Linked DNA regions of Homo sapiens: region 1 is linked to region 2. A link is a loop called in an ENCODE intact Hi-C map of the cell type or tissue named here. Cell type or tissue: Caco-2. All regions are shown on one strand. Each heading gives the region's core, and the rest is flanking DNA. Links, peaks and the distances in the headings are about the cores only.

Region 1 (12,487 bases), core at 2,712-7,711, 54 kb before region 2:
AGCCTTCACTGGATTACCTATCAAGGCTAACAAAGTTCAGCCATGTGAACATGTTTGCAGACTGATGAGTTTCTATTTCAATAGCTAGAGTTCCAAGGTAAAAGCTATTGGATCTTTGGGTGTATGTATGTCTAGATGTGTCTTTGGGTGTATGTATGTCTAGATGTGTTAATGTGTAGGCATATGTATTACGTTAAATGTTGTGACTACCCAATTGGATTATAAATAAAAGAGTGCTCATAGATTAAGTAAACAAGTCCAAAGTATTTTTCATGTTCATGCTACTTAAGTAAATCTTTAGCAAGCTAGCATTAAAATTTTGTAAAATAAAACTAGAAATGTCATCATAGTTGTCAGCATACATTTTTGTCTGGGTTTTGTATTTGTTTCTGCTAGATATTTTGAGGTATGAGAGTTTGGCACAGAAGTTTATAAAGTTGTCACCAGGAGTTGGAGATAAGCCTGGGAAACAGAGACCCCCTCCCCCATCTCTATAAAATAAAAATTAAACAATTAGCCAAGCACAGTGATTCATGCTTGTAGTTCCAGCTACTCAGGAGACTGAGATTGGAGGATTGCTTGAGCCTGAATGATCAAGGCTTCAGTGAGTCTTGATTCAGCCACTGCACTCCAACCTAGGTGAAAGAGCGAGACCCTGTCAAAAAGACAAATAGAGGCAGAGAATGACAATGGGGCACAGAAGCATTGCAGGGAGACTAGGGGAGGAGTAGTAATTTTTTTTATTATTATTACACTTTAAGTTTTAGGGTACATGTGCACAATGTGCAGGTTAGTTACATATGTATACATGTGCCATGCTGGTGTGCTGCACCCATTAACTCGTCATTTAGCATTAGGTATATCTCCTAATGCTATCCCTCCCCCCTCCCCCCACCCCACAACAGTCCCCAGAGTGTGATGTTCCCCTTCCTGTGTCCACGTGTTCTCATTGTTCAATTCCCATCTATGAGTGAGAACATGCGGTGTTTGGTTTTTTGTCCTTGTGATAGTTTACTGAGAATGATGATTTCTAGTTTCATCCATGTCCCTACAAAGGACATGAACTCGTCATTTTTTATGGCTGCATAGTATTCCATGGTGTATATATGTGCCACATTTTCTTAATCCAGTCTATCATTTCTGGACATTTGGGTTGGTTCCAAGTCTTTGCTATTGTGAATAGTGCCGCAATAAACATACGTGTGCATGTGTCTTTATAGCAGCATGATTTATAGCCATCCCATTACTGGGTATATACCCAAAGGGGAGGAGTAGTAATTTTTAATAGGATGGCCAAAGGAGGCCTTATTGAGCAGGTGGCTTTTAGGTGAAGACTTAAAGAAGGTAATAGAGTTTTTATAGGTCTAATAAGAAAACAGAATGCAGGCAGAAGAAAAAGAACAGCCAAGTGCCTGAAGCAGAGAGGCCAAAGAGAGTGAGGTCTAGGACCTGACTGGACAGATGTCAGGGAGGTGACTGGAGTCTAACTTAGAGAACTGTTATAAACAATTTGTACCTCTTTCTCTAAATGAGATTGGGAGTTGCTGCAGGAGTTGCACAAAGACATGACAAAATCTGGCTTTTGTTTTAAAAGGAGCATCCTCATTTGTTATTGACGGAAGACTAAAGGCATTCTCCATCCAGAAAAGACTGCTAAGAACTGTGAAGCATATAAAAGTTTACCCTACTTGGGGCAATGTTTCATGAATGCTGACAGATAACACAAGCTTTCTGGGTCAAAGACAGAGTTTTATGACTCATTCAACAGGGAGAATGATTTTTGTGTTTGTGTCAGTCATCCTTGCTCCACAAGTCCTACAGAGGAAATACAGAAAGGCAGATTAATGTTGCAAGTGCAACAGATGTGTGTTGAAGCCAAGGAACCCTGAATTTAGGTCACCTGGATGTTTTATAATGAACTGCAAGCAAACCTGTCTGAACTTTGCTCCAGAGGGGGACATTATCTTTCTTATACTGATCAGTAAGCAGACCTACCCTCTGCTTCAGAAGAAAGCAATATCTCTAGCTTCCAAGCTGTCCTCTTTAGAAACATCCTTGAAAAGATAGTCAGGAGAAAAGGCTGTCAATGTCTCTGCTCATAAGACATACAGAAATGTGAGAGGCCATGAAGAATTTTCTCCCAGCCAGAATTAGCAGGATGTCATAATGGATTGGATGTAAAGTGGGAGGGGAAAAGATACTTAAGAATAACTCCAAGAATTTTTCTTTGAACAGGTGAAGAAATGGAGTTGCCATCAACTAAGTTGAGAAAGACTACAGGTGAAGTAGGCTGGGTGGAGAGGGTGGATAAGAAGATTGATTTGAGACATAATGAGTTTGAGATGGCTATTGGAAGGAATCCAAGAGATGTCAAACAGGCCGTTAGATACATATGCCTTGAGTTTGGAAAAAATTTGAGTAGTAATTTAAATGTATTAGTCATTGGCAGGTAGATTGATTTTAAAGCTATGGGACCAGATGGGATCACCGGGAACTCTGAAGTGATCCAAAATTAAGAAACTGGGGAGGAAAGAAGGGTCCACAGAGGAGACTGAGAAAAAGTAGTCAGTAAAGTTAAAGAAAAAACAAGAGAGTGTGTTGTCTTGGAAACCAAGTCCATTAAAGGATGATCTATTAAGATGAGAAGCAATAATTGACCACTGGATTTAATAACACAGAGATCCCTGATGGTTTTAAAAAGTGTTTCAGTAGAATGGTAGCAGCAAAAACCCAATTAGATGAGGTTAGGAGGGGGATTGGAGATAGCATGTATAGACAATCCTTTCAATAAATTTTGCTACAAACTGTTGAAACAAACTAATTACAGCCTGAGAAGGACTCTGTACTTCTTCATTTGAGTCCTTGTGGGTAAACTGTAACGTAGCTTAATCATCAGACAAAATTGAAAACCTAATTTAGTAGTGTGCACCTGTAACAATACTCCAGTGTTGGCCAATCCCAGCAGCCATACTTCAACTACTCATAGACTGCTGAATGTTCAAACTGTGTTCAAATAAGGCAAGCGCCCAGTTGTAACCAATCTCTTTGTTTCTGTACCTGATTTCTGGTTCCTGTACATCACTTTACCTTTTTTGTCTATAAATTCATTTTGACCACGAGGCACCCCCGGAGCCTCGGTGAATCTGCTGTGATTTTGTAGGCTGCCGGATTCACAAATTGTTTGTTGCTTAATGAAACTCCTTTAAGTTTAATTCAGCTGAAGTTTTTCTTTTATCAGATGGTGTCACAAGAAGGATCTGAAGTGGAGCTTCTAGTATCCCCAGGAGCGCGAAGTGAACACGGAAGGTACCTGCAGGATCCAATTGTGTCCATTGATCTCTCAGAGTGGCTGAGGATAATAGGTAAGCTCCCTCTCGCATTTTGGAGCTTCACACGTTGGTGTTTTGAGCTCTCTGAGTTGCTTGGAGCAAATTTCTGATCCAAACTGGGTTTGGAGTCACAACAGGAAACAGACTGGGTCTAGGAACAGATTTGATCTTGGAATTAACTGGCCTGGATCCAGTTAGAGGCCTCTTACATCTCACTGGGTCAGAAAGGAACTGGTAGTAAGCAGTAATGTTGCAGGAGTTATAAAATTTGGCTTTTGAAAATTCACAGGGATTTTTGTGTTCTACCCCTTTGTTTCTTTTCTTTTCTTTTTTTTTTTTGTGCGCCTAGGTAGGAAAAAAATCACTGGCTAAGTTCATCAAGAGAACCTAAGAATAAAGACAATATTTTAGATAAAAATGGGATCCTTAATTTCTGTAAAACTGAGTTCCTTCTGGCTTATACATTAGGACTGTATACCAAGTCTTACAGAAATGGCAAAACATTACTAAAGATACTTAGAGTGGAACATTCCAAATGAACAACAATGCCAATGCATTTAAACAACAATGCCAAGTACATTTATAAATGAGGGCTCTCAGTAAAGTCTCTTTGACTAAAAACAGTTTTGGCACTATTGGATGTCAACTGCTATTCTTTTTGGAATAATCTGCCTTGCACTCTTTGTTGACTGCTGTGGGTGACAGGATGAGGCATGTACAGAATTGTGGTGAATGGGGAGCTTTTTCCTTCTCCCTACAAATAAAGAAACTTGATAGCTGATGGGACTGTGGGGAAAAAAGAAAAAAATATATAGCATTTATTCTGTTTTCATAATTCTCATATTTAACTATGGTTCCATTGCCTTCCATGTTTTTTTCAATCTTGCATAAAAATAAAAACATCTCAATGGTACAAACTAAAATTCTCAAATAAGAAATAAATCACACATACTTTCACCACCCAAAAACAATTTTCATGTTTATTTATTCCCTTCAAGTCCTTGTCCACATGCAAACATAATTTGGGTACATATGTAAAAGTTATATATTTTGATATTTTTACCCATTATTCATTATAATTGCTTTTCTGTAGTCTTCACAGTGACCACTGACTGTGTGCTACTCATATTTACAGACTGTCATTCACAAATTTATAATTTCTCTTTAGTGGACATTAAACTTATTTTCCATATATTATGAAAAATTATTTTAGTTAAGGAATGAAATTCTGATACATAATACAACAGATGTGAACCTTGAAAACATTATGCTAAGTGAAATAAGCCAGACCCAAATGGACCAATATCATCGGATTCCATGATATATGAAGTACCCAGAATAGGCAAATTCCTAGAGAAATAAAGTAAAAGTTATTTTATATACATATATAAAATATATATATTATATATAGGGGTATATATATATATACCCCTAGCCAGGGGCTAGGGAGAGAGGGAATGAGTAATTGTGATTTCATGGGTATAGTTGCCATTTAGGATGACAAAAAGGCTCTGGAAATGGATAAGCACCATGAATGTATACAATACCGCTGCATTGTACGCTTAAAAATGGTTAAACGGTTAGTTTTGTGTTATGTGTCCTTTACAACGATTTTTTTAAAGAAGGTGGGGAGGGGTCTCCCCAGGTTTTTAGCAGCTTCCTGATTTAGAAAAGAAATGTTGATGGTAGGAATACAGGTAGAGAACACTTTTATTTGGGTAGATGTTAGAAGCTGAGGCCAGGGTGGGGTCACAAGAGCAATATTAAGTATGAGGAGAGGCCCTCAACAAAGGTCATTGCAAGGGGATGGAGTAGGGAATGCACAGGAGGGGTATTTTGGACAAAGATTGGCAGCTGATAGGTGTGGGGATTGTTCTCATGTATCAGCCCAGGATATAATGTTCCCAGGGCAAATGGAACACAAGTTTTTTTGCGGGGAGTGATATAGCATGGTAGATCTTGAATTAAAACTTTTAAAATCTTGACCAAAAGCTCAAAGGAGAAGACAATAGTGAAACACATGGGTATGGGCAATTTTAGTTAAATCAGGTGAGAAACAGAGCAAAGAAAGCACTTGGAGATGGGGGGAAGAAAAAGACCATTTTTTTTTTGACAGCTACAAGAACAGCAGAGTCAGACAGGGGATAGGCTCATGTCAGAGATCCAGTTTTATTTACTAAAAGTTCCTTGGGTATTCAAACATTCTGAAATTATGAGATCTTGCAAAAGGATGCCTTTGTTTAAACATTGCTTCATCTAGCTACAGAACATAGTTTAACTTTGAGGCCTTTGACCCCAGACAAGATAAAATATGTTTCACCTTGCCTATTACTTAACACATATTTGTTAACTATTTTAACTTCATGGATAAAAAATTTCAAAAATCTGTGTTAACTGATTTGCAAATGATTGTTTCAAATATCTGATTCGTGGGTTCCTTCTCTTACATTAATTTTGTTGTAAGTTCTTCACATTTTTAATTATTTTTACATCATTGAATATAATTGCTAAATCTCTATATGACATGTTGATTAATATGAAGTCAATTAAAAAAACTAACATATATTAAAACTTGTTCTTACTTTATTCCAGGCATAATGCTATGCATTTTATACATATTACATTGTGTAATCTCAATCCTTTGGAAAACATGCATTCTAATTTCCAGTTCCAAAGTTGTGAGAAAACACTTTGAGGTTCTGATTGGTTAAGCAACTTAACAAAGAAGTATGAGATGGAACTAAAATTTGAAATCAGCCTAAGCTTTGAACCTATCAGTTGTGATGATCACCTTCTCCAAGTTATTGTTAAATTATTGGCACATTTCTAAGAATTCTGAATGATATTTCAACAAAAGTTTACAGATATGTGTTAAAATTTTTCTATCTGTTTTTAATTTTTGTAATGAAACTGGGATAAGTTCCAAAATGGCCGTAGGTTTGAAATATTTGGCCCTGAGAAACTAAAGAAAATCTATGCCTACTCCTGCTCCAAGTTTTTTAGTCATACCTGTTCTTAGAGGGCTGATATTTTCTATTGCAGATGAAAGAAGAATTCTCAGGCATATAATGACCAAAATACAGGAAAAAACTTATGATGGTAGTGGTGGAGTGTTCTGTTACAGGCATTTGGGAAGCTCACAGAACTCTTAATATTCACTTTTAATTCTTTCCACAAGGGAGGAAGGGCATGGGTTTTGGAGACAGTCATATATGGTTTCAAAATCTGACTCTGGCATTTATCTCTAAGAACTTGAGAAATTTACTTAGTCCCTCTGAGATTTGGTGTATTCAGAATGAATATGATACTAACAGTACCTACATCACGAGTGTTACTTGAATGGAGATGTATAAAGTGCATTTTAAATTCATTTGTTTCCTTAACATTTTCCCTTCATTTCTTATCTTTTCAGAGTTTCTTCTTCAAGGTCTCAAGGTCTGAAGCATCCCACAGAATGATCCTACTGAATAACTCCCATAAGCTGCTGGCCCTATACAAATCCTTGGCCAGGAGCATCCCTGAGTCCCTGAAGGTCAGGGAACAGTGGGAGGTCAGGGTATGGGAGTAGGGGTGTTGAGGATGAGAAAATAGCAGGCTTGTGATTCTAGTCCTTCCTGACTGTTTGCAGAGGGTTGGAGCTGGGAAACAGGATGGGACTGGGGGCACAGGCTGCATATCAAGAGCTGCTGCTTCTCTTTGGGAAGAGGCAGCTAGGTCCACTCTGCAGGTTTTGCCACTCATTTGGAGAGGCAGTGGAGCATGGTGGCTACGAACATGGTTTGGAGCCTGTCTGAATGGATATGCATTCCAAGGCTGCCATTTTCTAGTCAGATGGCTTTGTGGATGTTTCTTTCCCTTTCTCTGACTTTACGTTTGGTTTTTCCATCAATGAGATGGGAATAACGTTAGCACCTACCGCTTAAAGTTGCTATGGACACTGAATAAATCTATACAATATAAATGCTAAGAGCATTGCCAAGTGCCCAGCTAGTACACAGTAGCTCTTTGGTATCACAAGGACAGTCCTACCTGTGAGTTCTGCCTGCTTGCTGGTAACTTCACGTCCATCAGTATGGTCCTCTCCAGGACCATACTGCTCATCTCACCATCACTGACTTGGTCTCAGTACCTTCTCTTAATCTCCATTTTTCTCTTCCTCTTCACAACCAGATCCTCATCTCTGGGGATCTCAACCTCTCCTGGTCCCTTTCATCCCTCCTTCAGGTGTATGGCTCTGTGTATCACATCAATCACGGGAACCCCTTCAACATGGAGGTGCTGGTGGATTCCTGGCCTGAATATCAGATGGTTATTATCCGGCCTCAAAAGCAGGTAGGCACACAGACAGGGACTGGTGGAGCCAGGCAGGTCCACAGGGCCTGAGGAACTGACCAGTTCAGACACCATGGCTGCTTTTATAGGGTGAAAGGAAACGTGAGTATTTTAAAACACTCCTTCAGTACTGGGCACCTTGCATGAGTGCCACGTGTTCCCACCCTTCGTGTAAAGCATAGGACCCTTCTGGGAAAGGGGGTGGAGGAGGAAAGGGAGGAAAAGGACAAGGCTGACACTCACAGATTAAGGGCCCTATGAGGTGGCAGGGGTCACCTGCAGGGGCTGAAAGGAGGCCAATTTACAGGGAAAGTTGGGTGTCTGAGATATTAGAACAGTGGCTTAGAAACAGAAACCAAGGCATAAGTCTACCAGTAAAATTACCTCTCAGGGCCAGGCATGGTGTCTTCTACCTGTAATCCCAGCATTTTGGGAGGCCAAGGCAGGAGGATCACTTGAGTCCAGGAGTTTGAGACCAGCCTGTACAACATAGTGAGACCTCATCTCTACAGAAAATAAACAAAATTAGCAGGGCATGGTGGTGCATGTTTATACTCCTAGCTACTCAGGAGGCTGAGGTGGGAGGATGGCTTGAGCCCCAGAAGGTCGAGGTTGCATTGAGCCAAGATCACACCACTGTACTGAAGCCTGGGCAACAGAGTGAGACCCTGTTGTTTTTGTTTTGTTTTTCAAAAAAAAAAGTTACTTCTTAGGAACCAGGGAAGGGACTCATAATTACTGTGTGTCAACTGTGTGGAAGCACTTCTCTCGTTAGTGAATGTTATCATCAGAACAATCTTATGAAGTGAGCATTAATATCTCCAATTTACAGATAAGGAAACAACATTGAGAAATATTAAGTCATGTAGCGGCTGGATTCCTGATGTTAAAGCATTGCCCAGTCTGAATTCAAGTGCAGTGGACTCTACCACTTTTACTAGCTATATAACCATAGGCACTTCTGTGAGTTTCATCATCCGTTAAAATGGGGAAAATAAGAGGATCTTCTTCAGAGGATTACACAAGGTTTAAATGAGATACTGTATGTTAAACACTTAGTACATAGCACATAACTGTAAATAGTGTTTACAATAATTAGCCATTATTGGCTGAGGACACACAAGGAATAAATGATGGAGCTGAAATGGTAATACAAACCTAGGTGTATTTTTTTCCTAAATACTTCCCCTTTGTGTTTGTGTGTTTCATACACATCTGGTTAGTAAACTGAAGCCTCATTGCCAGCCCAACTTCATGTAGGTGTAAACGCTGAGCCCCCAAATAATAATAAGCCACACCAGGTCAAGACTAGTTTGCAAACTGGGTCAGGATTCGGATGCAGAAAGTGACAAAGTGACCCTAGCTTGAGGAACAAAGGGGTAAAGGGGATGGGAACCAGGCTGAGCCTAACACCTTCCTCAGGGATGTTCTTTTGATCTCCTGGCTTCCTGACAATTTGGGATCAAAGATTAATGTTTAGTTTATTTAATCAATGGTCCAATTTCTTCAAAGTGTGGTATGCTAGATAACTGTAGGAAGTCAAATAGTTCCTTTTACTTCAGTAACTTTGTAGTTATTATATGTATTTTAGCAACGTAACTATAGCATCAAGCCATACCTTCATGTATGCATTGCTTTGAACAAAGTTAGTTTTTACAGTGAGTCAATAAACAAAAATATGAAAATATAAAAGTCCCACACCACACATATAAGACCAAAAAAAAAACAAAAAGGAAAGAATGAAATACGCTGCAATTTACTTGGAAGTGCATTCACCTAGTCTGATTCCATAGCATACCATGTTTCTTTCAGTATTGAAAGTCAATCTGATTTTGAATAAGAGCTTTTCAGGGTGGGATGCAGGAGAATTTATCTAGAAAAAAATTAATTTTTTCATTGTTGATTTTTAATCACAAAGATAATCTATGTTGATTATACAAGTAAAAAAATCCAACATGATTTTAAAAAGTTAATAACCTCTTACCTCCCCTCCCCTCCTCTCCTCCTTTCCTACCCCTTGGTTGTAATCAGTGTCCTTGCCCATATTAATACACAGAAGGAATCCCAGCACTTTGGGAGGCCGAGGCAGGCGGATCACGAGGTCAGGAGATCGAGACCACGGTGAAACCCTGTCTCTACTAAAAATACAAAAAAAAAAAAAAAAAAAAAAAAAAAATTAGCCGGGCGTGGTGGCGGGCGCCTGTAGTCCCAACTACTTGGGAGGCTGAGGCCGGAGAATGGCGTGAAACCGGGAGGCGGAGCTTGCAGTGAGCTGAGATCCCGCCGCTGCACTCCAGCCTTGGGCGACGGAGCGAGACTCCGTCTAAAAAAAAAAAAACAAAAAAATAAACAGAGGGATATTCACTGATGATCTCTTTTGTCATCACTCTTAATTTGCCTTTAACATATGGACATCACTTTGGGTGAATCAATACAGCACTAAAGTATTCGTTTTAATAACTGCGGCATTTCATAGAGTCAATGCAATGCTATTTAGTCAATCATTCTCCTGCTGTTGGGTTCAAACTGTTCATACTTCTTTGCCACTACAAACAAGCTTCAATAAACATCTTCATATACATATCTTTATATCCTGGAAATTTTTCTCAGTACAACTGATTTCCAAAAGGAATATCTGCAAGTTACAGTTTATCTTATTCTAAGCAGGCAATGCCAAATTACCTTCCCAAAGGATTCCACAATTTTATTTTTATTAGCAATGTATGGAAGAATTGTTTCCCCACATTCTCACGAGCACTGAATATTATCCCTCTTTTAATTTATCCCAAACTGGTGGGTGAAAAATGGCATCTTATTGTGGATTTAATTTGCATTTCCCTGACTAGCGATATTGAACATATTATATTTTCATGTTTCTCGGTCATTTGGTGTTTACTTTTGACCTGTTTATATTCTTTGACCACTTTTACACTGGGGTTTTGTGTCATTCTTAAAATTTTGTAAGTGTTTTGGAAACTAGGGATACTAAAAAAAGGTGTATGCTACAAATTTGTTGCCCAATTTATAATTATTTTCTATTTTATTGATGGAGATTTTGACATTAAGAAATTTTTTATTTTCATGTAATCAAATATATTATCTTTTTCACTATGACTTCTGAGGTTTTGGGTTTTTTTAGTTAATAATTAGGAAGATTTTTGCTACTCGAAGATCATACAACTGTTTTCTCATTTTGTCTTACAGTGAGTTAATTGTTACTTTTGACATTGCAAACTTCATTCTATTTGGAATATATTTTTGAATAGCATGAATTAACATTCTTTTATATTAATCTTCCTTATGGCTGGCTAATTATGTTAGTACCATTTCTTAAATAAGTCATTCCCTACTGAAATATAAATGTCTATTTTGTCGTATAACATGTTATATATTTTTGTATCTGTTTCTGTATTTTTTCTAGTCTTTTCTCATGCTATTTCATTGTTTCTGTGGTAAATTTTAATATCTAATAAAGCAAATCACCCTTCACCAATCTTTTTTTACTTTCCTATTTCTTATAAACTTAATAGCTATATGAACATAAACTAATTCTTCCAGTTCCCCACCAACTATCCCAAATAACTATTCGAGTTGTGATTGGTATTGGAGGACCATTTTTCGACAATTTTGGAAGAATTAATATTTTTGTGACACTAAATTTTTTCATCAAGAAATATGGTCTTTTTCTCACTTTTTTTCAGTTTGCATTCTATGCCATCTGGTAAAATGTTAGTGTTTTCCTGTGATAAACTAAGTGATTTTTCCATTAAGTTTACCCTTAGGTATTTTATACTATTTGTTAAGATTATTAAATTATTTTCCTGTTATATTTCTGAGCATTATTATTTTGTTATTGCTTTGTGTTTGTAGTCTTGATTTCCAAATATGTCCCACTGTTGTTTAAAATCCTGTTTGTGTGGGGCATTATTTGTTTTGTTTTTTTGTCGAAGTCTCTTGGATTTTCTAAATGTGTAATACTGTAATCTACAAACAAAGTAATTTGCTGCTGCTTTGCCAGTATTTGTATGGGTTTTTAGTTTCTTGCATTATTGCATAATATGCAACCTAAGGAAACAATTCCAACTAATAATAGTTCTATACTTGTCTCATCCCTGATTTTAAATAGCTATAAAAGCTTACATTTGGAATTACATTTGATTCTGTATTTGCAGGTTTAGAGCATTTTCCTGTTGCTCCTACTTTCATAGAACTTATATTTAGAATGGAGGGTAAATTTTATGTTATTTAATTTTTGTCTTTTCTATTTGGCAATTTATACACTCATGTAATTTTTTTCTCCTCTAATTTATTACACTAAAAGACCTTCCAATCAAAGCCATCCTGGCCTTTCTAAAACCAACTGTTCATATTCACATTTTTTGTATATGCTACTGAATATTTTATTCATAATTTTTGTATCTGCATGCATAAGGGAATGTTGTCATAACTCTCTTTTTGTTATTTCCTTACCAGATTTGGCATTAGGATCTTTTCATCTGTTACCAAAGTCTACTATTAAAATCATGTGTTTGTTTTTGGCTTATGTAGAATTTAAATGTAAAATAATCTGATTTTGGCTACATTTTATTTTTTAATTTCAACATTCTTTTTAAATACGGGGGTACATGTGCAGATTTGTTACATGGGAAGATTGCATGATGCTGATTCTTGGAGTATGGACAGATTCCATCATCCTGGTAGTGAGCATAGTACCCAATAGGTAGTTTTCTAACCCAGCCCCTTTTACTCCACCCTCTGGTAGTCCACACTGTCTATTGTTCCTACATTTATGCCCATGTGTGGTCAATGCTTAGCTCCCAGTTATG
Region 2 (12,487 bases), core at 3,103-8,102:
GCTCCGGTATCATGATTAACCTTGGACTCTTCTTGTGATGTAGGAATAGCCTACAGCATGGAAAAATACCAAAGGGCAGACGACATGGCACGGGTGATCATGGGATTCATGAAATATCTGCATCAGAATAATAGTCCATTTTACTTCTCTTTTCTAGAAGTAAATGATGACTCCCACAGATTTGTGGGGCAGTTCTGTTCCTTTGAGGCCACGTGTAAGTACCACCAATGGACCTGATACCCGGAGAATCTAGTTCCATTTTAGACAATGAAGCTACCTAGCTATCTTGTGCAAGCCATCTCTTAATATATCCGTAGAAGAAACCATAGAATAGGTTTCTTCACTTACAAATGTTTATTCGGCATTTATGATATGCCAGGAGCTTTTCTAACATAGAGACTTGATGTTAGAAGACACAGCCATGCTCTTGTGGAACTTACAATCCAGGCTGGAGGCAGGGGAGAGTATAGTCTTTAAATATGCATAAGTGTAGTAGGGAAGGACGGGTTTAGTAGTAAACATGTAACTAGAAAGCCAGGCTCAGTTCTTACCTCTTAGAATCAGAACTCTTTATGAAATGTGGTTGACAGAATCTGCTATCTGGAAGATAAATGAAGGACTTTAATAAAATTGTCATTAGAATATACCTAATCTATATGGATACTTTATTGGAAATAAATAACCCTGATATATATGAATTGAGGCAATGGCTACACTAAAGAATGGAATCAGTCTCTTTGTTTAGTGACTAGCAAGGTATCAAAGTAAAGTCTCAGACAAATGGCTTTCCTAGGCTACCTTTCATCATTGTTACGCAGAAAAGGAAATCTAGAGAATCAAGTGGACTGGCCTTGGGGCCTCTGCTATGGAAATAACATTTGTTGTGCCTCCTTTCTCCTACTCTTTCTCACTTCCTCATCATTATTGAAGCATGGCACAGGGCAAGGTGTTGCATGTGAATCTGGTTATAAGTTCAGCATTTGGTGTTTGCCACTGCTATCTTAAAGGGTCACGGGCATTCCAGGGGAAGTGACCACTAAGGTGAGGACTGGAGAGTGAGTAGGAGTGAGCCAGACAAAAAAAGCGGAAAATCTAGATGATGGAAAGGACACATGCCATGCACTATCATTAGAACTTTCTATTTGAGCGCTTATATTACAATTCTGAATCGCTGATCTTAAAAACAATTACACTTCATGATCAAAAGGTGGCCTCCTTTGGCTCTGGTCTTCCACTCTGCCATTCATATTTGCCATTGGAACTCTGCTAACATGGTGAAACCCCGTCTCTACTAAAAATACAAAAATTAGCTGGGAATGGTGGTACATGCCTGCAATCCCAGCTACTTGGGAGGCTGAGGCAGGAGAATTGCTTGAACTGGGACCTGGGAAGCAGAGGTTGTAGTGAGCCAAGTTCACATCACTGTAGTCCACCCTGGGCTACAGAGTGAGACTCTGTCTCAAAAAAAAAAAAAAAAAAAAAAGAAAGAAAGAAAGAAAGAAAAAAATTGGAAGGCAGAAGGAAATGTGAGTGCAGAAGAGAAGAATGTGATGCGATGATGATGAAAGCAGAGAGATAAAACATGATGTGATTCAGAGACCCAAGCTAAGGAGTGAGGACAGCCTCTATGATCTGGAAAAGGCAAGGGAGCTGATTTACCCACATTGCCTCCAGAAAGAGCTGGCCCTGCCAACATGTCGGTTTTAGCCCCATAAATCCTATTCTGAACTTCCGACTGCCATAAATATAACACATTGTGTTGCTTTAAGTAATCATATTTATCATAATTTGTTATAATGACAAAAGAAAACTAATACATCATAGACATAAGAATCATCTTGAAAATTTAAAGTTAAGCTTTAAATTTGCAACTCAACCTAGCAACCCCTTGTGATAAAAAGCAAGTAAGAAAACCAAATTTTCACTCCTAGCCACAAAATTTAATTTAGCTGAGCATCTCAAAGCTCCTCAGAGGGTACTCAGAATAAAAAGCAATTTTTTTCATCAAAGAAGTCATCTTCATTTAAGAAAGTGTTGCTATAAAGGGTTATCTTGACACTAATGATTGGCATTGGGTGATTTTAATTCTGAGATGTCTGTCACCATAAATGAAATTATGAGACCATAGGATTGAGCTTCTAATTTTCTGTAAGAATACAGAGGAAGAGGAGGGTAAAAATGTTAAGGGTGAGCTTAAATAATACCCAGATCCTGGATAATCAGGTGTCTTTTGTGCTAATGTACATCATCATATTTGTGTTTGAATTAATGATTTTCTACTGATAAGATTTGAAATGGACAGTGGAACTAATCAACAATATTTCTTGGGGATGCATTTCCACTGATGCCAGCCACAAGGTCAAATCTTAAACCCAACATTTTTCAGTGCCTGTAGGATTTTCTCACTATTATCTGCCGCATGAGCATAAAATGGGATTTCTTTCTGAGAAAGATAACTTTCAAGATGATAACCAATTTGCGACATGTTGCCTTGGTTTCTGTGTTTGGGGACAGTATAACCCATTCTCAACTCACTGGACTGTCCCATCACAAGCCAAGAGACAAGCTGTGCCTCTGGACCCAGCACACCAAATCCTAGAAAATCCTGGATGCAGCGTTCAATATATTTAAAGCTCCTCTCATTTTTCCCAAAGGCCCAGTGTTCATTTACAAGACCTGCATGTGAAACACCTAAGAACATGTTTGAAAAGTTTCCTTCCCTATGAAGAAAAAAAAAATTACCTTTATTCAGCCAATATTATCAAACACTGAAATTCCAATAACACCATTCCTTTCCTTAAGGATCCTACAGCCTAGAGGAGGCAATAGCTGTATTACAACTACCTTTTCTATTCCTGCTTCAAAATGTTTCCAAATAATTGGTGGGGGAACACCGTGTTTTATGGTGTATTTAATAGCAGACAGATAATATGATATGTTATAGGACATCTCAAAATGTCCCGTTAAGTATCCTAAGGAAGAAAATGAACACGTCTTTAAAAGAGTGAGGATATAGACCAGAGAAGCCCTCCACGTGGCTGAATTTACTTGAAAGATGCGTGTATGAAATCATGTGCATTTTGAGTTCTACTCCACAAAATATCTAAATATACAAGATAGTAATTCGTTGAACAGATATTCCAATCAAACATATTTTACAGGAAGATGAGAACAATGCTGATCTTACATCTTCATGTGTCCCAAAGCCTGTCATCACATACCCAGAAACGCAGTTTAAGAAGCTGCAATATAGGAAAAAGAATACTAAATTTTTGGTACTAACCTTTGGGATTCTAATCCTGATTATTTTCTTTTGGAAAAGTTATGTAAGACTCAGTTTTCTTGTTTGTAAAATTATAGTAATATCCTCTGTAAATATGGAAATAGTGAAAGAGAGAAGATCTCCAGGAATTTTTGCCCCTCTCCAGGGAGGAAGACTTTTGAGAAGTTTGTCAGTTTCAGAGTCACTTCATGTTTGCCAGTGGGTGGGTAACAGAACGCTAAGTTTTCTATGGGTGATGCTTTGTTTTTGCTCACTTCCATGCCTAACCTGATCCTGGGCTTGCTTCCTGAAAGATCTCAAGTACGCTTTCCTGCACCCCTCTCCTGTGGATAGCCAAACCTAGAATGGCAAGATATAAAGATATCCATGCGTAGGCTTAGAGGAATCACCTTAGGGCAGGTACTTCATGCCAGACTTCCAGAGTTATACTACTAAATATAATTTAATCCCCATTTATCATTGTTCCCTGTGTATATGTTCCCCTTAACAATCTCATGGGAACACTGGTGGGGCAAAGCAGTATTTGAAGACTGTTAACTTTTCTGGCTAAATCAAACATATCTGTGAATGTGTGTTTAAATTCTATTTATTTTTTCAATTAGTAACAAAATTATTAAGCATAAATGGATTACTAGAGGAAAGCAAATCTCTCTTCTTTCTCTGATCTCCTATTACCCAATTACTTTCTCTAGAAGCAACCACTAATACCAATATATTTTGTACAAGTTTCCCATAAATCTATGCAATTTTAGATATGTACATACATTTGTTTATTTTCACAAATGGTAGCATACTATATACATTGTTCTATCCACCTCATGTTTTTTTACATAGCAAACTATTTTGGAAATATTTTCTAATCTGTCATGTAGAGCTGCTTCATTCTTTGTAATGGCTTCATAGTATTCTAATGTTTTAATGTACCATAATGATTTTTTCTATTTCCCCATTACTGGATGTTTAGGTTGTTTCATAAGTTATGATATCACACATTAAATTTATGAAAATCTTACCATCCAGTTTAGAAATATCATTCATTTATTATGCATAGTCTTTGACTCAACAGTTTTAATTCTGGTAATTCATCTTTCAGAAATATTTATACAACTGTTCAATAATCTATTTATGATGATATTCATTTCAGAAAGTGCCGTAAATTATGTGTACATATTGCAAAAATAAATACATAACTCATATGGAGTACTAAAAGCATACATATCAGTGTCAAAATTATTTACACCTAGCAGGGGAACCCAAGAGGACAGATTTTATTTTTCATTTTGTATGCTTATATACTTTCTATAAGCATGTAGCATTTTGTAAGATATAAATAGTTTCAGTAAACATTTTTTGATGCCACCATGATGTCCATTGCCCTCTCCGAAGGACTCTTGTGAGCTCTAAGTGAAATAATATGCATAAAGACCTTGTCTAATGAAGGCTCTGTTCATGCTCAGCACACAGTTCCTAACGTGACGCCCTTTCTTTACCCATGCAATTTTGTAGCCCATCATAATTTAGTCTCAAATTCTACACTTCCAAGTACAGCCTTTGTGGCAACTCAATAATTCTATCAAGGAATTTGGGAAGTAAAACGTAAAATCTCACTTCTTATCATCACCCATTTTAAATAACCCCATATTGTCATTACTTGCAGTCTTGTGTTTCTTTGGTAATTCCGGTATAAAGAGCATGGTTTTCATGTAATCTACCTGCACTGATTTTGAAGTTGCAACCTTTCTTATTGCTTCATCCAAGCCCTCCTGTCAACCTGGAGAGAGGAGAAAGACAGGTACTGCTTTATACCTTCCATATCAGCTAGGAATAAACCACGCATCTTTTCTTTTAACTCAGACTAGTTAGATTGGATCTGGAAAGTTTGCTCCCAGTTGATAACCTCGGAGCGTGACCTCCTCTAAGTTGTCAGGAGCTTTGGTGAAGATGTGGTAAGAGTTGGTGTAATGATCCCAGTCATTTTTTATCTCCAGATACAACAAATATCATACATAGCCCTACAATTACAAAATACTCTTGCATAGGCCTAGAATACTAGAGATTAACTTGTTTGAAACATTCTGTTTTTCTAAGATAGGTGTAGAAAATGGCCTTGCAGTCGCTCCAAGAATAACTCACTATTTATACACTGAAGATAGTGTCTTTCTTTTAGGGCACTAAAGTGAGCTGCCCTTGAGAGGGTGAGTAAATAGCTCCATTGTCTCGAATGGGAAGTGTAACCAAAATGGTGTATGTTAAGGATTTAAAAGAGAAGGTGCCTAAGGTATGGAAAAAATATAAGAAACAGGTTTGGCAAGGCTCCGGGTTTTTGGCAAGGTGACACCTGAGCTAATCCTAACCCAGGAAGGACTCTGAGGCTGGCTCAGTGATTGGCTCTTGGAGTACATGTGAATAGATAAACTTTTGGAAAGAACTAACATTCCAGAGCCAGATAGTACCTAGAATAGACAGCTTGGTCTGGCTCTACATGTCTGCCTACCCTCTGCTGATGACACTTCCACTTGAGAGTCCTCGCAGGTGAAAACACTTCTTAATCACTTTCAGCCATAGAAGTCTAGGTTGGGATGTAGTCCTATGATCAGAATTTTGATGGAATAGACTGAGTGCTTGGAATCCTAATTTTATTTACACATCCAGGGTTATTGATCACTGGATCTAAGTTCAAGCCTTATCTCACTGCCCTACCCTCTCTCCCAAACAGCCCTTCCAAAACCTGCATACGTCAACAGTGTCAACATTCTTCTCACCACTCCTCAGTTTCAGTTCCCTCATTGCCACACAGAGAATGTCTGGAGAGTGACTGCCCTGGTATTCAGTAACTATTGCTCCTACCTGGTTCTGAGGCTGAGTAATGATGATCTGGTAATCTGTCCAGGCATCTACCATCACCTCCATTTTGAATGGGTTTTTATGTTTTATGTTGAAAATGGTGCTGTATGCCTATAATGCAACAGAACAAAACAGTAGGGGATGAAGTTTTTCTCCAATGTAAAGTCTTATATGAGGCATGGGAAATAAGGACAAGAAGCCTAGGAGGACTTAGGATGGGGCCAGTGCTTCCAAGGTGGTTCATTGGGCTACTCATTGAGAGTTATGTTGCAAAAGGGACCAATAAGCATCCACAAAAATCCATGTTAACACCCGAATCATTAGGAACTGGCTTCCCTTATATTCATTCATTTTTTAAAAATTCATGCCATTTCACATTGTAATTGTGAAATGTGTGAAAAGTTCACATTGTAAATGTGTAGCAGATCTTTAATGGCTTGGTCAACACAAAATATTGGCTACAATCAATTACAGGTGGTAATATATCCTGAAAGATTAAAATTAGAAAAAAAAGGTCCAGAACCATCAGGGCCATTTGGGGCTAAAACCAGGATGGCCACCTCCTCCTCAGCCGAGTGAGTGCTGGAGGAGGGAGCCTGAAACTAGGCTCACTGTGACTCATTTGTGGCACCCATTATTGCCCAACCTGCAGTTCACTATGGTGAAGGAGCAATTCAGACTCACCCTGCAGCATCCCGTCTGGGTCAAACAGTGGCTGCTCCCTAAGGAATAGTTGGGGGCGCTACATAAAGTAGTTTAAAAACTATTGTAAAAAGGACATGTTTCACCAATGTTCTTTCCTTAGATTCTCCAGTGTTTGTAATTCATAAAAATTCCAGCCGATGGGGCATGCTGACCAACTTAAGAGCTGTCAATGCAGTAATTCAACCCCTGGGGGGCTCTCTCAACTGGGTTGCCCTCTCTGGCCATAATCCCCAAAGATTTGCCTTTAATTATAATTCATCTGAAGGATTGCTTTTTTACCGCTCCTCTGGCAAAACAGGATTTTGAAAAATTTGCTTTTACTATACCAGCCATAAATAATAAAGAACCAGCCACCAGGTTTCAGTGGAAAGTGTTGCCTCAGGGAAGGCTTAATAGTCCAACTATTTGTCAGACTTTTGTAGCTCAAGCTCTTCAACCAGTTAGAGACAAATTTTCAGACTATTATATCATTCATTATGTTGATGATATTTTGTGTGCTGCAAAAACCAGAGACAAATTAATTGGCTGTTACACATTTCTGCAAACAGAGGTTTAAAACACAGGGCTGACAATAGCATCTGATAAGATTGAGACCTCTACTCCTTTTCATTATTTCAGAGTGCAGGTAGAGGATAGGAAAATTAAACCACAAAAAATAGAAATAAGAAAAGACACATTAAAAACATTAAATGACTTTCAAAAATTGCTAGGAGATATTAATTGGATTTGGCCAACTCTAGGCATCCCTACTTATGCCATGTCAAATTTGTTCTCTGTCTTGAGAGGGGATCCAGAATTGAATAGTAAAAGAACATTAACTCCAGAGACAACTAAAGAAATTGGATTAGTTGAAGAAAAAATTCAGTGAGCACAAGTAAATAGAATACATCCCTTGGCCCAACTCCAGCTTGATTTTTGCTACTGTGCATTCTCCAACAGCCGTTATCGTTCAAAACGCAGGTCTTGTGGAGTGGTCCTTCCTTCCTCACAGTACAATTAATACTTTTACATTGTACTGGGATCAAATAGCTACATTAATTGGTCAGGCGAGATTACGAATACTAAAATTGTGTGGAAGTGACCCAGAAAAAATCATTCTTTCTTTAATCAAGAAACAGGTTAGAAAAGCCTTTATCAATTCTGCTTCATGGTAGATTGGTCTTGCTAATTTTGTGGAAATTATTGACAATCATTACCCAAAAACAAAAATCTTCCAGTTTTTAAAATTGGCTACTTGGATTTTACCTAAAATTACCAGACATAAACATTTACAGAATGCTCTGATGGTGTTTACTGATGGTTCCAGCCATGGAAAAGCAGCTTACATCAGGCCAAAAGAACGAGTCATTGAAACTCAATATTACTCAGCTCAAAGAGCAGAGTTGGTTGCTGTCATTTCAGTGTTACAAGGTTTTAATCAGCCTATTAACATTGTATCAGATTCTGCATATGTAGTACAGGCTACAAAGGATGGTGAGACAGCCCTAATCAAATATAGTATTGATGATCAGTTAAACCAGCTGTTTAATTTGTTACAAAAACACTGTAAAAAAAAGAAATTTCCCATTTTATATTACTCATATTTGAGCACATATTAATTTACCAGGGCCTTTAACTGAAGCAAATGAACAAGCTGACTAGCTAGTATCATCTGCATTCATAGAAGCATAAGAACTTCATGCCTTGACTCATGTAAATGCAACAGGATTAAAAAGTAAAATTGATATCCATAAAAACAGCCAAAAAATATTGTACAACACTGGACCCATGTCAAGTCCTAAACCTGCACACTCAGGAGGTAGGAGTTAATCCCAGAGTTCTATGTCCTAATGCATTATGGCAAATGGATGTCACACATGTACTGTCGTTTGGAAAATTGTCATTTGTCCATGTGACAGTTGATACTTATTCACATTTTGTATGGGCAACCTGCCAGACAGGAAAAAGTACTTCCCATGTTAAAAGACGTTTATTATCTTGTTTTGCTGTCATGGGAGTTCCAGGAAAAATTAAAACAGATAATGGGCCAGGATACTGTAGTAAAACATTTCAAAAATTCTTAAATCAGTGAAAAATTACACATACAACAGGAATCCCTTATAATTCCCAAGGACAGACACTAGTTGAAAGAACTAATAGAACACTCAAAGCTCAATTGGTGAAACAAAAAAAGGAAAAAGACAGTAAGAGTATAACACTTGGTGAAACAAAAAAAAAGAAAAAGACAGTAAGAGTATAACACTCCCCAGATGCAACTTAATCTAGCACTCTATACTTTAATTTTTTTAAACATTTAGAAAAATCCGACAAGTACTTCTACAGAACAACATTTTACTGATAAAAAGGACAGTTCACATAAAGGAAAACTGATTTGGTGAAAAAATAATAAAAATAAAACATGAACAACAGGAAAGGTGATAACATGGGGGAGAGGTATTGCTTGTATTTCCCTAGGAAAAAAACAGCTTCTAGTTTAGATACCTACAACTTACAGAAGAAGTTGCCATCCAGCAAGGAAGTGGAGCCACTGACCTGGGCCCAGTTCAAAAAGCTGACACAGTATACTGAAAAAGCCTGAAGAAAACAAGGGTAATGTGAACTCCAGAGAATATACTGCTTGCAGCTTTGATGACTGTATCAATGGTGGTCAGTCTCCCCATGTCTTCAGGAGCAGCTGCAACTTATTATACTTACTGGGACCATGTGCCTTTCCTGCCCTTAATTCGGGCAGTCACATGAATAGATAGTCCTACTAAAGTATATGTTAATAATAGTGCATGGGTACCAGGCCCCACAGATGATCGTTGCCCTGCCAAACCTACAAAAAGAAGGAATGATGATAAATATTTCCATTGGATATCATTATCCTCCTACTTGCCTAGGGAAGGCACCCAGATGCTTAATGCCTACAACCCAAAATTGGTTGGTAGAAGTACCTACTGTCAGTGCCACCAGTAGATATACTTATCACATGGTAAGTCGAATGTCACTCGGGCAACAAATAAATAATTTACAGTATTCTTCTTATCAAAGATCATTAAAATTTAGGCCTAAGGGGAAGGCTTGCCCCCCAAAAATTCCCAAAGAATCAAAAGACCTAAAAGTCTTAGTTTGGAAAGAATATGTGGCTGATACTGCGGTGATATTACAAAACAATGAATTTGTAACTATTACAGACTGGGACCCTCGAGGCCAATTATATTATAATTGTATGGGCCAGACTCACTCATGTTCACAAGCCCCATCCATCTGGCCCATTAATCTGGCCTATGATAGTAATTTAAAAAGCTGGACCAGGTTTATAAAAGGTGAAAATCACCCTATCCATTAAAATGGAGTAAAAAGAGAATTTCCTCACCTCGACCAAAGTTAATTAGTCCTGTTACTGGTCCTGAACATCCAGAATGATGAAAGCTTACTGTGGCCTCGCACCACATTAGAATTTGGTCTGCAAATCAAACTATAGGAACAAAAAATCGTAGGCCATATTATACTATTAACCTAAATTCCAATCTGACAATTCCTTTGCAAAGTTGTGTAAAACTCCTTTATATGCTAGTTGTAGGAAACATACTTATTAAACCAGATTCCCAAATTGTAACCTGTAAAAACTGTAGATTGCTTACTTGCATTGATTCGACTTTTGATTGGCAGCACAGTATTCTGCTGGTGAGGGCAAGAGAGGGCGTGTAGATCCCTGTGTCCATGGACTGACTGCAGGAGGCTTCCCCATCTGTCCATCTTTTAGCAGAAGTATTAAAACGATTTCTAACTAGATCCAAAGGATTCATTTTTACTTTGATTGCAGTGATTGTGGGTCCCATTGCAGTCACAGCTACTGCTGCAGCTGCTGGAATTTCTTTACACTCCTCTGTTCAAACTGCAGAATACGTAAATAATTGGCAAAAGAATTCCTCAAAATTGTGAAATTCTCAGACCCAAATAGATAAAAAATTGGCAAACCAAATTAATGATCTTAGACAAACCGTCATTTGAAAGGAAGATAGGCTCATGAGCTTGGAATATCTTTTTCAGTTACAGTGTGACTAAAATACATCAGATTTTTGCATTATACCCCAAGCCTATAATGAGTCTGAGCATCACTGAGACATAGTTAGATGCCATCTACAAGGAAGAGAAGATAATCTTACTTTAAATATTTCAAAATTTCAAAAACAAATTTTTAAGACAACAAAAGCCCATTTAAATTTGGTGCCAAAAACTGAGGCAATTGTAAAAGCTGCTGATGGCCTCACAAAGCTTAACCCCGTCACTTAGGTTAAAACCATCAGAAGTTCCACTATTGTAAATTTCATATTAATCCTTGTATGTCTGTTCTGTCTCTTGTTAGTCTACAGGTGTATCCAACAGCTCCAAAGAGGCAGCAACCAGCGAGAACGGGCCATAATGACGATGGCAGTTTTGTCAAAAAGAAAAGGGGGATATGTAGGGAAAAGAAAGAGATATCAGACTGTTACTGTATCTTTGTAGAAAAGGAAGACATAAGAAACTCCATTTTGACCTGTACCGTGAACAATTGTTTTGCCTTGAGATGCTGTTAGTCTGTAACTTTAGCCCCAACCTTGAGCTCACAGAAACATGTGTTGTATGGAATCAAGGTTTAAGGGATCCAGGGCTGTACAAGATGTGCCTTGTTAACAATATGTTTACAGGCAGTATGCTGGGTAAAAGTCATCACCATTCTCCATTCTCTAGGAAGCAGGGGCACAATGCACTGCTGAAAGCCGCAGGGACCTCTGCCCAGGAAAGCCGGGTATTGTCCAAGGTTCTCCCCACGTGATAGCCTGAGATATGGCCTCGTGGAATGGGAAAGACTGGACCATCCCCCAGCCCGACATACGTGAAGAGTCTGTGCAGAAGAAGGATTCATAGAGGAAGGCCTCTTGCAGTTGAGATAAGAGGAAGGCCTCTGTCCCCTGCCTGCCCCTGGGAACTGAATGTCTCGGTATAAAACCCGATTGTACATTTGTTCTATTCTGAGATAGGAGAAAAACTCCCCTGTGTCGGGAGGTGAGACATGCTGGCAGCAATGCTGCTCTATTACTCTTTACTCCACTGAGATGTCTGGGTGGAGAGAAGCATACATGTGGCCCACGTGCACATCCAGGCATAGTACCTTCCCTTGAACTTATTTGTGACACAGATTTCTTTGCTAACATGTTTTCTTGCTGACCTTCTCCCCACTATCACCCTGTTCTCCTGCCACATTCCCCTTGCTGAGATAGTGAAAATAGTAATCAATAAATACTGAGGGAACTCAGAGACCGGTGCTGGTTCGGGTCCTCAGTATGCTGAGCACCGGCCCCCCGGGCCCACTTTTCTTTCTCTGTACTTTGTCTCTGTGTCTTATTTCTTTTCTCAGTCTCTTATCCTACCTGATGAGAAATACCCACAGGTGTGGAGGGGCTGGCCTCCTTCATAAGTATATAGCCAAAATCAATACAAATGGAAGCAAAGTGGTTAACAACATGGGCTTTGGAATCAAACAAACCAAAATTCCACCCCTGGCTCCTCTTCTGGCTATCTGGGTCACCTTAGGTAGGTCAAATTATTTGAGCCTCTCTGCCTCAGTTGCATTATCTATAAAATGGGGATAGTAATATCTACATTGTAGGTTGTCATGAGGATTTCCTT

The links. A loop is a pair of places that touch in the nucleus more often than their neighbours do. Peaks named below come from ENCODE experiments on the same cell type or tissue, not always from the same donor. Only the 100,000 strongest peaks of a DNase experiment are listed, where the experiment ranks them.
Region 1: it touches region 2 in a loop (4-fold over the local background); 1 of 110 quality-filtered maps calls a loop at or near these places.

What each region holds. Positions count from the first base shown.
Region 1 is chr11:58,940,305-58,952,791 of GRCh38, forward strand. It overlaps GLYATL1 (glycine-N-acyltransferase like 1), which reads left to right. Exons shown (of 7, transcript NM_001389712.2): 2 at 3,239-3,362; 3 at 6,742-6,861; 4 at 7,554-7,661. The coding sequence starts at 6,784. The region is part of intron 5 of GLYATL1-AS1 (GLYATL1 antisense RNA 1); the gene reads right to left. Among named protein-coding and RNA genes, the nearest start is that of GLYATL1, 7.1 kb to the left of the region's middle. In Caco-2, for the core only: no CTCF peak of the experiment used is centred there; no DNase peak of the experiment used is centred there.
Region 2 is chr11:58,993,452-59,005,938 of GRCh38, forward strand. GLYATL1-AS1 (GLYATL1 antisense RNA 1) reads right to left here. Exons shown (of 6, transcript NR_033853.2): 4 at 552-600. It also overlaps the pseudogene GLYATL1P1 and the pseudogene LOC100287485. Among named protein-coding and RNA genes, the nearest start is that of GLYATL1-AS1, 59 kb to the right of the region's middle. In Caco-2, for the core only: no CTCF peak of the experiment used is centred there; DNase peaks (open chromatin) are centred at 5,180, 5,640 and 6,050.